Linked DNA regions of Homo sapiens: region 2 is linked to region 1. Evidence: chromatin contacts called from ENCODE Hi-C or POLR2A ChIA-PET data. All regions are on one chromosome and are shown on one strand. Each heading gives the region's core, a stretch centred on a gene start or an enhancer-like site at or near the end of the contact. The rest is flanking DNA. Distances are from core to core; before and after follow the strand shown. Region 1 overlaps PITPNA (phosphatidylinositol transfer protein alpha). Region 2 overlaps SLC43A2 (solute carrier family 43 member 2).

The links. A loop is a pair of places that touch in the nucleus more often than their neighbours do. ChIA-PET counts read pairs that join two places held with the same protein, here RNA polymerase II (POLR2A). Pooled maps may share reads with other maps.
Region 2: POLR2A ChIA-PET joins it to region 1 with 10 read pairs in endothelial cell of umbilical vein. The contact joins two enhancer-like sites. A Hi-C loop is called at or near these places in 1 of 50 pooled maps. POLR2A ChIA-PET finds 5 or more read pairs at or near these places in 5 of 52 experiments (CD8-positive, alpha-beta memory T cell, H1, Panc1 and 2 more).

The regions. Positions count from the first base shown.
Region 1 is chr17:1,541,806-1,548,153 of GRCh38, forward strand. It overlaps PITPNA (phosphatidylinositol transfer protein alpha), which reads right to left. Exons shown (of 12, transcript NM_006224.4): 5 at 1,215-1,222. Among named protein-coding and RNA genes, the nearest start is that of PITPNA, 18 kb to the right of the region's middle. RefSeq lists an enhancer at 379-1,139. Within about 2 kb of position 4,775, at least 2 of the 41 ENCODE cell types and tissues checked have a DNase peak (open chromatin) inside an H3K27ac peak, as active enhancers do.
Region 2 is chr17:1,595,318-1,602,455 of GRCh38, forward strand. The region is part of intron 5 of SLC43A2 (solute carrier family 43 member 2); the gene reads right to left. Among named protein-coding and RNA genes, the nearest start is that of SLC43A2, 30 kb to the right of the region's middle. Within about 2 kb of position 2,619, at least 6 of the 41 ENCODE cell types and tissues checked have a DNase peak (open chromatin) inside an H3K27ac peak, as active enhancers do.

The sequences.
Region 1 (6,348 bases), core at 3,525-6,024:
ATGTATTATCCCATTCAATCCTCACCCCAGCCTGAGAGCTCTGTAGAATCACCCTCATTTTACAGATGAGGTTCAAAGAGGTTAGGTGACTTAACCAAAGTCACAGAGATCGGGCCAGGCATGGTGGCTCACGCCTGTCATCTCAGCACTTTGGGAGGCCGAGGCGGGCGGATCACTTGAGGTCACAAGATCGAGACCAGTCTGGCCAACAGTGGTGAAACCCGTCTCTACTAAAAATACAAAAATTATCCAGGCATGGTGGCGGGTGCCTGTAATCCCAGCTACTCGGGAGGCTGAGGCAGGAGAATCGCCTGAACCCAGGAGGCAGAAGCTGCAGGGAGCCGAGATTGCACCACTGCACTCCAGTCTAGGAAACAACAGCAAGACTCCGTTTCGAAAAAAAAAAAAAAGTCACAGAGATCACGACAGAGTTGGGTCTCAAAACAGTTTCGTCTGACTTCAGAATCCATGCATTTAGCCACTCTGGGTAGTAAGCAGTGTGGAAAGAGCACAGAAGACTTCCTAACCCATCGAAGATACTCACCATGGCCCCTTTCCCTCCAACTAGCCTGTGGCTAAGGCCTTAAGTTTTCTTCTCAGTAACTGAACCCTTCAAGCTAATTATTGCCTCCCTCCCTCCCTTCCTGCTTCTTAAAAATTGGAACTTCTCAAAGGAGGAACACATTCACCCATTAACGCCTCAGCAGGAACCAGTTTCCCAGAGACAGCCAGTGTTTACCGGCAGGGACAAGGCACTCAGATGAGTGTGCTGAATGGTGGGCGGGTGGGCAATGACAGAGGGGACGGCTGTGGAAGAGAAACCCCGCTGACTTCACGACTTTGCCAAGGATCAGTGCTCAGTGGACTCAACAGATGCACAGATGGGGAAGGGATGTCGGTCAGGTCAGTTGAATGGAGCTCTCTCTACAACCTTGAAAAGGTGTGACCTGGGGAGGCAGGGCCTCGAGCCACTGTGTCCATGTCAGACCCACAGCCAGGATGCACTTAATGGAGCCGCAGGCCAATGCAGCTTAAAGCAGGAGGTCATCATGCCAGTTAACAGGTTCCTTGTTAGTCCACTGACAGGACTGAGCCTCAGCAACTCCAAACATCAGCCAAGGGAAAGAACACCCAAGACCACCAGTGCAGTTACATTTTTCTCTCTCCTGTTCTTATACATCATCTACAGTTCCAACCCCCTTGACAATACTTACTGTAATAACTGCTCCGAGGCAAGGACATGGAAAGAAGAGAGAAAAAGATTAATGAAGATGAAGAAATATCTGCCCCCCACCCCCCACAAGGAGGACGAATGGCAGAGTGTACTTTACTCCCTGTGGCTTATTCCACGGTCACCTCCAAGCCCCAGTGAGTCAGAAATACCTTAACGCACCAACCCTCAAATTTCACTCAGACAAACATCCCAAAAAACCAAACAGGGAATTTAATTAAAGCGACGCCGCTATGGGCTTCTTGGGATTCTTTTCAGCAGGGCACTGACAGGGACCAGCTCTGATCAGCAGAGGTGCCGCAACTCATCACTCTGGCATCAGAGCGTTCTCCGGCGCCTCCCACCCCTACCCCAGCCTCTACCTCCCGGGGCACAGAGCAGGGTGCTTTGGCCATGCACTGTATCTGCCTCCTGCACCCTTCCTCTCGCTGTAATCAAACCTCCCAGGCTCTGCACTCCTGCTCATTGTAATGGGAACCCCTTAGAAAGCATGGTTCAATTATTTATCAGAGAAAATGACTGCACCTCTCATGTCACTGGGGAACAGACTAGCTCTGCTCCTGAGACCGCCCGGTTCATTCTGTACCCTCTGAATTTAGGACCTATGTCCACTTCTGCTGGCTGCCCCACTGCCATGTTTGTAGAGTGTGTGGGGTAACAAACTCCAGAACTGAAGTTAAGGTGACCCCGGAGCACAAAATGAGGCAAAGTTGAAATATAAAGAGTAAGAGCTATCACGCACAGAAATAACCCAAAAGACTGTCAGTAATTCCCCCATACCCAACGAAAGACACTTAGAAGGAAGCACCAGATTAAGATTACAACTGAAAGGCCTACACTGAAGTAACTGCCCTGTTAGCAGCTTCAAGAAAACCACGTTAGAATAAGAAAAGGAAATCATGGGTATAGTATCTCGTCAGCAGAAATTCTCCTGTGCCGTGGTGGGCCCCGGAGGCCCAGCCCCCGCATGTGGCATCTCTGGCAGCGCCATCCCTGGAGTGGGGGCAGCAGTGCCAGGATGGCCTGGTCTGATGACACCAGCCACTAAACTTCTCCAACTAAGCACCTTTTTTGAATCTATCTCCTCTAAGAAAGTCTCTCCTAGTTCGGCCTCTCCGAGACGTGCTCATCAATGGACCCAAGAATCTGATCACTCAGCCAAGCGGACATTCTTTGCCACACATTGGCATTCTGATTATAATTTGGTTTCTCATGTAGAAGAATCCACAAGAAAAGAATGCCCTGATCATCGAATGGGAATGTCCCGTTTCGGTAGCAATTCTGCGTTTTAGTGTAACTTCATAGACTGGCGCTGGGGTTTTTACACATTCATCTTTGTGAGACCCCGAGAGACAGATCCACTCAGTTCTGACAACCTGGTTTTCCGAAATCATGAGGGTGACAGCCCTTGCTGACCTTTTCATGCAAACTTGGGTGATCAAACAATCCTCCCCAAACCTTCTCCAGCCCTCCCAGGCCCTCAAACACCTCTGCATTCCAGTATTCCCTGTTGTTCAAACTGTAACCCAAAGTACACAGAAAAGCCGCAGGAAATCTTTTGCAGTGGGAGAGCAGAGATTTCCAAATGAGACTAATAAGGCATTTTAAATGCATGGCAGGGCCGGGCACGGTGGCTCCCGCCTGGAATCCCAGCACTTTGGGAGGCCAAGGCGGGCGGATCACCTGAGGTCAGGAGTTCGAGACCAGCTTGGCCAACATGGTGAAACCTCGTTTCTACTAAAAATATAAAAATTAGCCGGGTGTGGTGGCGCATGCCTGTAATCCCAGGCACTGTACCCACACATGGAGGCTGACAGGAGGAGGACCCCACAGCCCAACACTGTCTGTTGGGAGGCTGAGGCAGGAGAATTGCTTAAACCTAGCAGGCGGAGGTTGCAGTGAGCCGAGATTGCACCACTGTACTCCAGCCTGGGTGACAGAATGAGACTCTGTCTCAAAAAATAAAAAAATTTAAAATAAATAAATAAAAGCATGGCTTAGTGATACTGTATCCAGCCGAGGACTATAGTTCCAGGAAGAGATGGAAGGAGAAACAAACTTTCTTTTCCTTTTCCCACTTTCATTCATTCACAGACCAACTCCTATCTTACCCTCTCCTCACTTCCAGCCCATCCCATCAGCTTCAAGGGAAAAAGAGAGAGGGAAACAAGCTAAGAACAGCAAGAGCTGATCATTACCAGGGTGTCCCAATCTGTTTTCACTCCGCTCAGAGAAAGGAAGAGCCTTCCAAAAGCCATGAGGCATTTTACTTCATGCTCCTTCATCTATCTTCCTTCAAACTTGGATCTACTGAGGCCAAGCTAAGATGTCTGAACTAATAACCTCTCTCCCATCAGCCCCCAGAGGGAACTGGAAAGTAGCCTTCCTTGCCTGCTGGTATCTCTTATTTTAAAAGAGCAAGTGTCTAACTAAACAGATCTAAGATTCAACATATCCATTCTGTGTGAAGGTGTATCCTGAATAGGAGGTCAGCACCCACTGAGGAAACCAACCTTCCTTCCCCTACTCCCTGTCTCCATGAAATATTTAGAAATTACATTTTTCCAGTGGAGCTCCAGTGGCGCAATTGGTTAGCGCATGGTGCTGATACAGAAATTATGTTTTTCTTTTCTTTTGGCCAAGGATCAATATATGAACATTTAACGTGCAGAAAAATGCCCATGTCAGCCGCAACACTCTTCCCAGAATGACACAGAGAACAGGGGCATCTCTCAGTTGGCACAAGCTGTGTACCCAGAACCCTGCCCCAGGCAGGGAGATGTCCACACTTGCAACACATGCTCACTGCGACTCTCTTAGACATCAAGAAAATCCACCTTTGGCCCTAGACCAGACACACCCAGCCACACTGCATACTGCCTTTTTTTTTTTTTTTTTTTTTTTTTAATAAACGGAGTTTTGCTCTTGTTGTCCAAGCTGGAGTGGAATGGCACGATCTCGGCTCACTGTAACCTCCGCCTCCCAGGTTCAAGCGATTCTCCTGCCTCAGCCTCCCAAGTAGCTGGGGTTACAGGCATGCACCACCATGCCCGGATAACTTTTTGTATTTTTAGTAGAAACGGGGTTTCACCAAGTTAGCCAGGCCGGTCTTGAACTCCTGACCTCAAGTAATCCGCCTGCCTCAGCCTCTCAAAGTGCTAGGATTACAGGCATGAGCCACCGTGCCCGACCCTGTCTTTTAAGAACATCTGTGCATCCCTCATTTCCAAGAATCTAACTTCCAGCCCAGTGCTTAAGGAGTAGGGAGGGCTGTGCTTCAGCTACAGCAAGAAAACTCTAAGGGTTACACATCCCAGACCCCACCAATGACCGCAAATCTCCTGATACAAGGTCCCTGAACCTGTGTGGGGCCACTGAGGGTTGGAAAGAGCAATGACCCCGTATTCTGGATTGCAGTCATTCCCAAAGTCCACAGGATAAGGGTGATATGCGTCACGTAAGGATCCCAGACTCATCAGACTCTAGGGAGTACCAGGTGCCAACAAAGAAAGCAAGTGCAGGAGGACAGGTCAGCAGAGGCTGGTGGGAGGACCCCGCAGCCCAACACTGTCTGTACCCACACATGGAGGCTGGTGGGAGGAAAGGTCACCTACCTCACAGACAAGTGCCAGGGGACCTCTCAGGACTCCCCAGGGTTATGAATCAGTACCAGCTTAGGCCCTCCCAACAGGTCTATTCCTAGATGGCCCTGGAAACCTAGGAATCTTGGAAGGCTAAGAATCTGAATCACTCGAAAGAAATTTAAGAATGTCTGGACTAGAATAGAAAGTTCTCTGTGGAGGTTCAAATCTTTCCTTTCCTTTCAAGAAACTCTATGCAGGAGACTGGCCAAGATTAAGAAAATAATTATACCTGTATCCTCAATTACAGAACATGCTGTTTCAGCAGAAGCCACAGTTCATTCATATGATGGAATACTATGCAGCTATTATAAATTAAAAAACAAAACAAAACAAAACACCAGACACCTTAGTGACAAGGAAAATGTTATCCATTCACTGAAGAAAAATGAGAAACTTAGGCCAGGCACAGTGGCTCATGCCTGTAATGCCAGCACTTTGGGAGGCCAAGGTGGGAGGATCGCTTGAGCCCAGGAATTTGAAACCAGCCTGGGCAACATGGTGAGACCCCATCTCTCCAAAAAAAAAAAAAAAAAAACCTAGCCGGACATGATGGCATATGCCTATAGTCCCAGGTATTTGGGAGGCTGAGGCAGAAGGATCACTTGAGCCTGGGAGGTTAAGGCTGCAGTGAGCTGTGGTTGTGCCACTGGACACCAGCCTGGACAACAGAGTGAGACAAAAAAAGCAATTAAAAAATTAGTAATCATATTAGTAATCCCAGCATTCTGGGAGGCCGAGGCAGGTGGATCACTTGAAGTCAGGAGTTCGAGACCAGCCTGGCCAACATGGTGAAACACCGTCTCTACTAAAAATACAAAAATTAGCCGGGCATGGTGGTGTATGCCTGTAATTCCAGCTACTTGTATGGCTGGGGCACGAGAATCGCTTGAACCCAGGAGGCGGAGTTTGCAGTGAGCCAAGATTGTGCCATTGCTCTCCAGCCTAGGCAACAGAGCCAGGCTCCATCTCAAAAAAAAAATAATAATAAAATAAATAGTAATGATCTAAAATTTTTCGAGAAAATGTGTCTGGGCTGGGCACAGTGGCTCACACCTATAATCCCAGCACTTTGGGAGGCCAAGGTGGGCGGATAACCTGAGGTCAGGAGGTCGAGACCAGCCTGGGCAACATGGTGAAACTCTGTCTCTACTACAATACAAAAAATTAGCCAGGCGTGGCGGTATGCGCCTGTAGTCCCAGCTACTCGGGAGGCTGAGGCAGCAGAATTGCTTGAACCCGGGAGCCAGAGGTTGCAGTGAGCCGAGATCACGCCACTGTGCTCCAGTCTGGGCAACAGAGCGAGACTCCATCTCCCAAAAAATAAATAAATAAATAAAAATGACTAGAAAAATATACTAAAATGTTATAATGAATAACAATAATCAAAATCGCAGCATCCCCAAGTGAGAGACTGGCTCTGTGCTCTCAGGCCGTGACGACCGGTGCTTCTCGCCCTGCTGTCCACCAAGCTGT
Region 2 (7,138 bases), core at 1,369-3,868, 51 kb after region 1:
CTGTTGCCCAGGTGGGAGTGCAGTAATGCAATCATAGCTCACTGCAGCCTCCAACTTGGCTCAAGTGATCTTCCCCCCCCAGCTCCCAAGTCACTGGGACAACAGGCCCACGCCACCATGCCCCAGCTAGTGGTTTTTTTTTTGGAGGCAGGGTATCGCTCTGTCACCCAGGCTGGAATGCACTGACATGCAATCTTGGCTCTCTGCAACCTCCACCTCCCAAGTTCAAGCGAGTCTCCTGCCTCAGCGTCCTGTGTGGCTGGGACCACAGGTGTGCACCACCATGCCCGGCTAATTTTTGTATTGTTAGTAGAGATAGGGTTTCACCATGCTGCCAGGCTGGTCTTGAACTCCTGACCTCAAGCGATCCATCTATCTTGGCCTCCCAAAGTGCTGGGATTACAGGCATCAGCCATCACGCCCGGCCTTTAATTATTTTTGTAGAGATGGGGTCTCACTATATTGCCCAGGCTAGACTTGAACTCCTGGCCTCAAGCTCTTCTCCCACCTTGGCCTCCCAAAATAAATAATTTTTGTTTTATCAAACCTGCCTGCCTGCAAGCAAATTAACTGTTACTGAGCGGAGGGAGTTTGAACTTGGCGACATACCTGTCTGCAGTCACTGCTGCCTGTTTTGCCCACTTTTAAAAATGAGTAAGGGATGTCAGCAAAATTTAAAACCTCTGTGCTTCAAAGGATGGCATCAAGAAAGTGAAAAGAGAGCCGGGCGCGGTGGCTCACACCTGTCATCCCCGCACTTTGGGAGGCCGAGGCAGGCAGATCACGAGGTCAGCAGTTCAACACCAGCCTGGCCAACATGGGGAAACCCTATCTCTACTAAAAATACAAAAAATTAGCCGGGCGTGGTGGTGGACGCCTGTAATCCCAGCTACTCGGGAGGCTGAGACAGGAGAATCCCTTGAACCGGGAGATGGAGGTTGCAGTGAGCTGACATTGATCCACTGCACTCTAGCCTGGGCAAGAGTGCGAGACTCCATCTCAAAAAAAAAAGAAAGTGAAAACAGGCTGGGAGTGGTGGCTCGTGCCTGTCATCCCAGCACTTTGGAAGGCTGGGGCAGCGGGATTACTTGAGGGCAGGAGTTCAAGAAAGTGAAAAGAATGCACAGAATGGGAGAAACTTCTTACAAATCACAGATCAAGAGCTTGCATCTAGAATATATAAACATAGTGCCCAACAGTTATTCAAAAAACAAAAAATAGAACATATAAAGAACCCCTACATCTCAATAATAAAAAGATAAATAACCAATTTTTTTTTTTAGATGGAGTCTCGCTCTGTCTCCCAGGCTGGAGTGCAGTGGTGCGATCTCGGCCCACTCCAACCTCTGTCTCCTGGGTTCATGCCATTCTCCCACCTCAGCCTCCCGAGCGGCACCTCCCATTGCAGGTATGTGCCACCACGCCCAGCTATTTTTTGAAATAACCAATTTTTTAAATGGGCAAAGGATCTGAATAGACATTTCTCCAAAGAAGATATACAAATGGCCAATAAGCATATGGAAAGATGCTCAACATCATTAATCATAGTGAAATTCAAATCAAAGCCACAATGAGATACCACTTGATACCCATTAGGACACCAAAAAGTCACAGTGAGGCCAGGCGCGGTGGCTCACGCCTGTCATCCCAGCACTTTGGGAGGCCGAAGCGGGCGGATCACGAGGTCAGGAGTTCCAGACCAGCCTAGGGAACATAGTGAGACCCCGTCTCTACCAAAAATACAAAAACTTAGCGAGGTATGGTGGAACATGCCTGTAATCCCAGCTACTCGGGAGGCTGAGGCAGGAGAATCACTTGAACCCAGGCGGGGGTTGCAGTGAGCCGAGATCGTGCCACTGCACTCCAGCCTGCGCAACAGAGCAAGACTACGTTTTAAAAAAAAGAGGCTGGGCACGGTGGCTCACGCCTGTAATCCCAGCACTTTGGGAGGCCGAGGTGGGCAGATCACAAGATCAGGAGTTCAAGACCAGCCTGGCGAACATGGTGAAACCCCGTCCCTGCTAAAAAAATGCAAAAATTAGCCAGGCATGGTGACGTGCACCTGTAATCCCAGCTACTTGGGAGGCTGAGGCAGGAGAATTGCTTGAACCCGGGTGGTGGAGGTTGCAGTGAGCCAAGATTGTGCCACTGCACTCCAGCCTGGGCGACAGAGCAAGACTCAAAAAAAAAAAAGAAATGAGGCCGGGCGAGGTGGCTCACGCCTGTAATCCCAGCACTTTGGGAGGCCAAGGTGGGCGGATCACCTGAGGTCAGGAGTTCGAGACCAGCCTGGCCAAAATGGTGAAACCCCATCTCTACAAAAATGCAAAAATTAGCTGGGCATAATGGCGGGCACCTGTAATCCCAGCTACTCAGGAGGCTGAGACAGGAGAATCACTTGAACTTGGGAGGCAGAGCTTGCAGTGAGTCAAGATATCGCCACTGCCCTCCACCCTGGGCGACAGAGTGAGACTCCGTCTCAAAAAGAAAAAAAAAAGAAAAAAGAAAAAGAAAAGAAAAGAAATCCCTTCCAACAGAAGACAAAAGAAATGTGATGTGCTCACACGTGCCCAGGCACGCCCAGGTGAGCAATCTTACTCTCTGGGTACCTGCCTCCCAGGTAGGTTGCAGTTCAAAGGACAAGCCTCGGTTCCCAAGCTCACATATTTGGGCTGCTCCATTACTGCACTGTAGCAAAGGCATCTCCGTGGCCATATCTACCCCAGTGAGAATGCAAATATTTGTTCTGCTTATGCGGAAGGAGGGAAGTGTTCCTGCCCGGCATGCCAGCACAGCCGGCGCAAAGAAAGAAAGAAAGAAAGGGGCCAGGCGCGGTGGCTCACGCCTGTAATCCCAACGCTTTGGGAGGCCGAGGCAGGTGGACCATGAGGTCAGGAGCTTGAGACCAGCTTGGCCAACACAGTGAAACCTTGTCTCTACTAGAAATACAAAAATTAGCTGGGCGTGGTGGTGGGTGCCTGTAGTCCCAGCTACTGGGGAAGAGGCTGAGGCAGAATTGCTTGAATCCAGGAGGCAGAGGTTGCAGTGAGCCGAGATCATGCCACTGCACTCCAGCCTGGGTGACAGAACGAGACTCTGTCTCAAAAAAAAAAAAAAGGGAGGCCCAGAGAAGGCTTGGAACCCAACCAGAAGGGCAAATGGAAGCCCAGAGCCTGGCTCCCTTGGTGCAGGGTCAGGTGAGGCTAACATGTAGGTTGCTGCAGTCACCTTTGGGTAAAAAGAGTGTCTCAAACTTTTCAACAGAGCTAGAGAATGTTCCGGAAAAGCAGAGAGCTTGCTAGCTAGGCATTTTCCTTCTACCTTTTTAATCTCAAGCCTGCCTGCCTTAACCCTAACCTAGGCTACAGACCAACAGAGCCACAGGGCCCTGGGGTGACCATGTGGCCCTGCCTGGTCTTCTGGAGTCTTCTCCCCAGCACTAGATCCAGGATGGGGAAGAGCAGAACCTGGGGAAGAGGCCGACTCTCCATCTGTCCATGGATGAGGCCTTGCCCTCAGGCCTGGACAGGGCAGGGGCCTCCCAGCTGCTCCCTTTGATGCCCTGCCTCTTGCCGCCTGGAACATTCTTACCAGCACCAAGAAAATTCTTCCCAACATGTTATTCTGGTCAGCAGGGCCATTCCTTAGGGAGTAGAGTGCCTCAGGGGAACCACACTAGGTAGCCTTCAAACCAACACTGACATCTTGTATTTTTAATTATGATCTTTTCCTTAGAACGGCAATGCCTGGGCTGGGCGCGGTGGCTCACGCCTGTAATCGCAACACTTTGGGAGGCTGAGGTGGGCGGATCACGAGATCGAGACCATCCTGGCCAACATGGTGAAACCCCATCTCTATTAAAAATACCAAAAATTAGCCGGGTGTGGCGGCGTGCACCTGTAGTCCCAGGTACTTGGGAGGCTGAAGCAGGAGGATTGCTTGAACCCAGGGGGCAGAGGTTGCAATGAGCCAAGATCATGCCACTGCACTCCAGCCTGGCGACAGAGTGAGACTCTGTCTCAAAAAAAGAAAAGAAAAGCATATCCATTGCAAAATGTTTGGAGCAAAGTATAAAAAGAATAAGGTAAAAATCACCCTGAGGCCAGACGCAGTGGCTCACATCTATAATCCCAGCACTTTAGGAGGCTGAGGCAGGTGGATCACTTGAGGCCAGCAGTTCAAGACCAGCCTGGCCAACATGGTGAAACCCTGTCTCTACCAAAAATAAAGAAAATTAGCTGGGCGTGGTGGCAGGCACCTGTAGTCCCAGCTACTTGGGAGGCTGAAGCAGCAGAATCGCTTGAACTTGGGAGATAGAGGTTGCAGTGAGCAGAGACTGAGCCACTGCACTCCAGCCTGGGCAACACAGTTAGACTCCGTCTCAAAAAAACAAAAAACTTTTACTAATGACTTTCAACATTTTTCTACAACTTAAAAAATTATTTGGCCAGGCGCGGTGGCTCACGCCTGTAATCCCAGCACTTTGGGAAGCTGAGGCGGGTGGATCATGAGGTCAGGAGATCGAGACCATCCTCGCTAACACAGTGAAACCCCGTCTCTACTAAAAATACAAAAAATTAGCTGGGCGTGGTGGCGGGCGCCTGTAGTCCCAGCTACTCGGGAGGCTGAGACGGGAGAATGGCGTGAACCTGGGAGGCAGAGCTTGCAGTGAGCTGAGATTGCGCCACTGCACTCCAGCCTGGGTGACAGAGCAAGACTCCGTCTCAAAAAAAAAAAAATCATTTATATTTGTCCTTTTTTTCTATGGGGATGTTAATCTTTCTTTTTTTTTTTTACAGTAAGCTATATATTAATTGAATATATATATATATATATTTTTTTTTTTTTTTTGAGACGGAGTCTGGCTCTGTCACCCAGGCTGGAGTGCAGTAGTGCTATCTCGGCTCACTGCAACCTCCACCTCCCGGGTCCAAGCAATTCTCCTGCCTCAGCCTCCCGAGTAGCCAGGGTTACAGGTGCCTGCCACGACGCCTGGCTAATTTTTGTATTTTTAGTAGAGACGGGGTTTAGCCATGTTGGCCAGGCTGGTCTCAAACTCTTGACCTCAAGTGATCCGCCCGCCTCAGCCTCCCAAAATGCTGGGATTACAGGTATGAGCCACCGCGCCCTTCCAATATTTCATTTAACATAATTTCAAAGTAGGTCTGTGCTCTAAGGTGAGCAAAAGAAGAGACATTCTAAATCTCATAAGAGATTTTTTTTTCTTTCCTCTTTTTTTTTTTTTTTTTTTTTGGAGACATGGTCTCGCTCTGTCATCCAGGCTGGAGTGCAATGGTACGATTCTGGCTCACTGCAACCTCTGCCTCCCAGGTTCAAATGATTCTCCTGCCTCAGCCTCCCGAGCAGCTGGGATGGATTATAGCCACCTGCTATGACATCCAGGTAATTTTTGTATTTTTAGTAGAGACAGGGTTTCACCATGTTGGTCAGGCTGGTCTCAAACTCCTGACCTCAAGCGATCTGCCCACCTCAGCCTCTCAAAGTGTTGGGATGACAGGCGTGAACCATTGCGCCCAGACTTTTTTTTTTTTTTCCACACTGTTCCTCTGAGTGAGGAATCAGGTTTCAGGACCCTCAATGTTGACAACTAACATTTTACCCTTGAGATTTTACCTAGAGATACCGAAAGAAAAGATAACATCTGAATACAAGAATCGCGTTGCATATTTGCTGCCTCCATAGGGTTGTTGTGGTAGCGACTGATTTTCCACCCCTCCCAGTTTGGTGGTGTTTGTTTGTTTGTTTGTTTGTTTGTTTTAAGTAAAATGTCAGAAATGCAAAAATGCTGCATTTATTTCCCTTAAGACATTGAAAATAGTGGAAGTTTGCAGATTTTTAATTCTTCGTAGGTCTGAGCTGGCACTAGACTGCTACCAAAGGGGTCTGTTCCACACGCTAATTTCAGGCTTGCGGACCATCAGCAAACTGCAATGAAACCTGTGGGCATGAATCTTCCAGAGTGGTAGAATCTCATTCCCATATGCCCGCCAAGTTTCCAGGTGTAGCTGGGAAAACCCAAATGTTCCCTGGATCCCGAGATGGCTAATAAGCACTCAGGCCTGCTACACCACCGAACAGAGCCCCACAGCCAGAGAGGCACACGGCCTGCTTCACACAGCCGACAACCCCGCTGGAAACAACCAGTGCTGGGAGCCAAGGCCAAACTGATGCAAAGGCGCTACTGAGCCAGAGCCCTTCTGCACCGAGACTACCCCAGGCATGCACCGCCCTCCCAAAGGTCCAAAACGATGCAAAGGCGCTACTGAGCCAGAGTCGTGCACTGAGACTACCCCAGGCATGCACCGCCCTCCCGAAGGTCCAAACCAATGCAAAGGCGCTACTGAGCCAGAGTCCTGCATTGAGACTACCCCAGACATGTACTGCCCTCCCGAAGGTCCAAACCAATGCAAAGGTGCTATTGAGCCAGAGTCCTGCACTGAGACTACCCCAGGCGTGTACCACCCTCCGGAAGGTCCAAACCGATGCAAAGCCACTATTGAGCCAGAGTCCTTCTGCACCGCCCTCCCGAAGGTCCAAACTGATGCAAAGGTGCTACTGAGCCAGAGTCCTTCTGCACCGAGACTACCCCAGGCATGCACTGCCTTCCCGAAGGTCCCAACCAATGCAAAGGCACTATTGAGCCAGAGTCCTGCACTGAGACTACCCCAGACGTGTACCGCCCTCCCGAAGGTCCAAACCAATGCAAAGGCGCTATTGAGCCAGAGTCCTGCACTGTGACTACCCCAGGTGTGCGCCGCCCTCCTGAAGGTGCGTGTGGGTCGACAAGGGTGCACAAGCGGCAGGGGGCTGCATAGCAAGGTCTCCTTCAGCTTTGTTTTAATTATTTTTATAGAGACAGGGTCTCACTCTATTGCCCAGGCTGGTCTTGAACTCCTGGATTCCAGCGATCCTTCCACCTTGGCTTCCCAAACTGCAATGATTACAGGCATGAGCCACTGCACCCGGCCAATCTTTGTATATTGATTTTGTGAAGGCTCTTTATGTATTAAAGACATTCATTCACAGGCCGGGCACGGTGGCTCACACCTGTAATCCCAGCACTTTCAGAGGCCGAGGCAAGCGGATCACCTGAGGTCAGGGGTTTGAGACCAGCCTG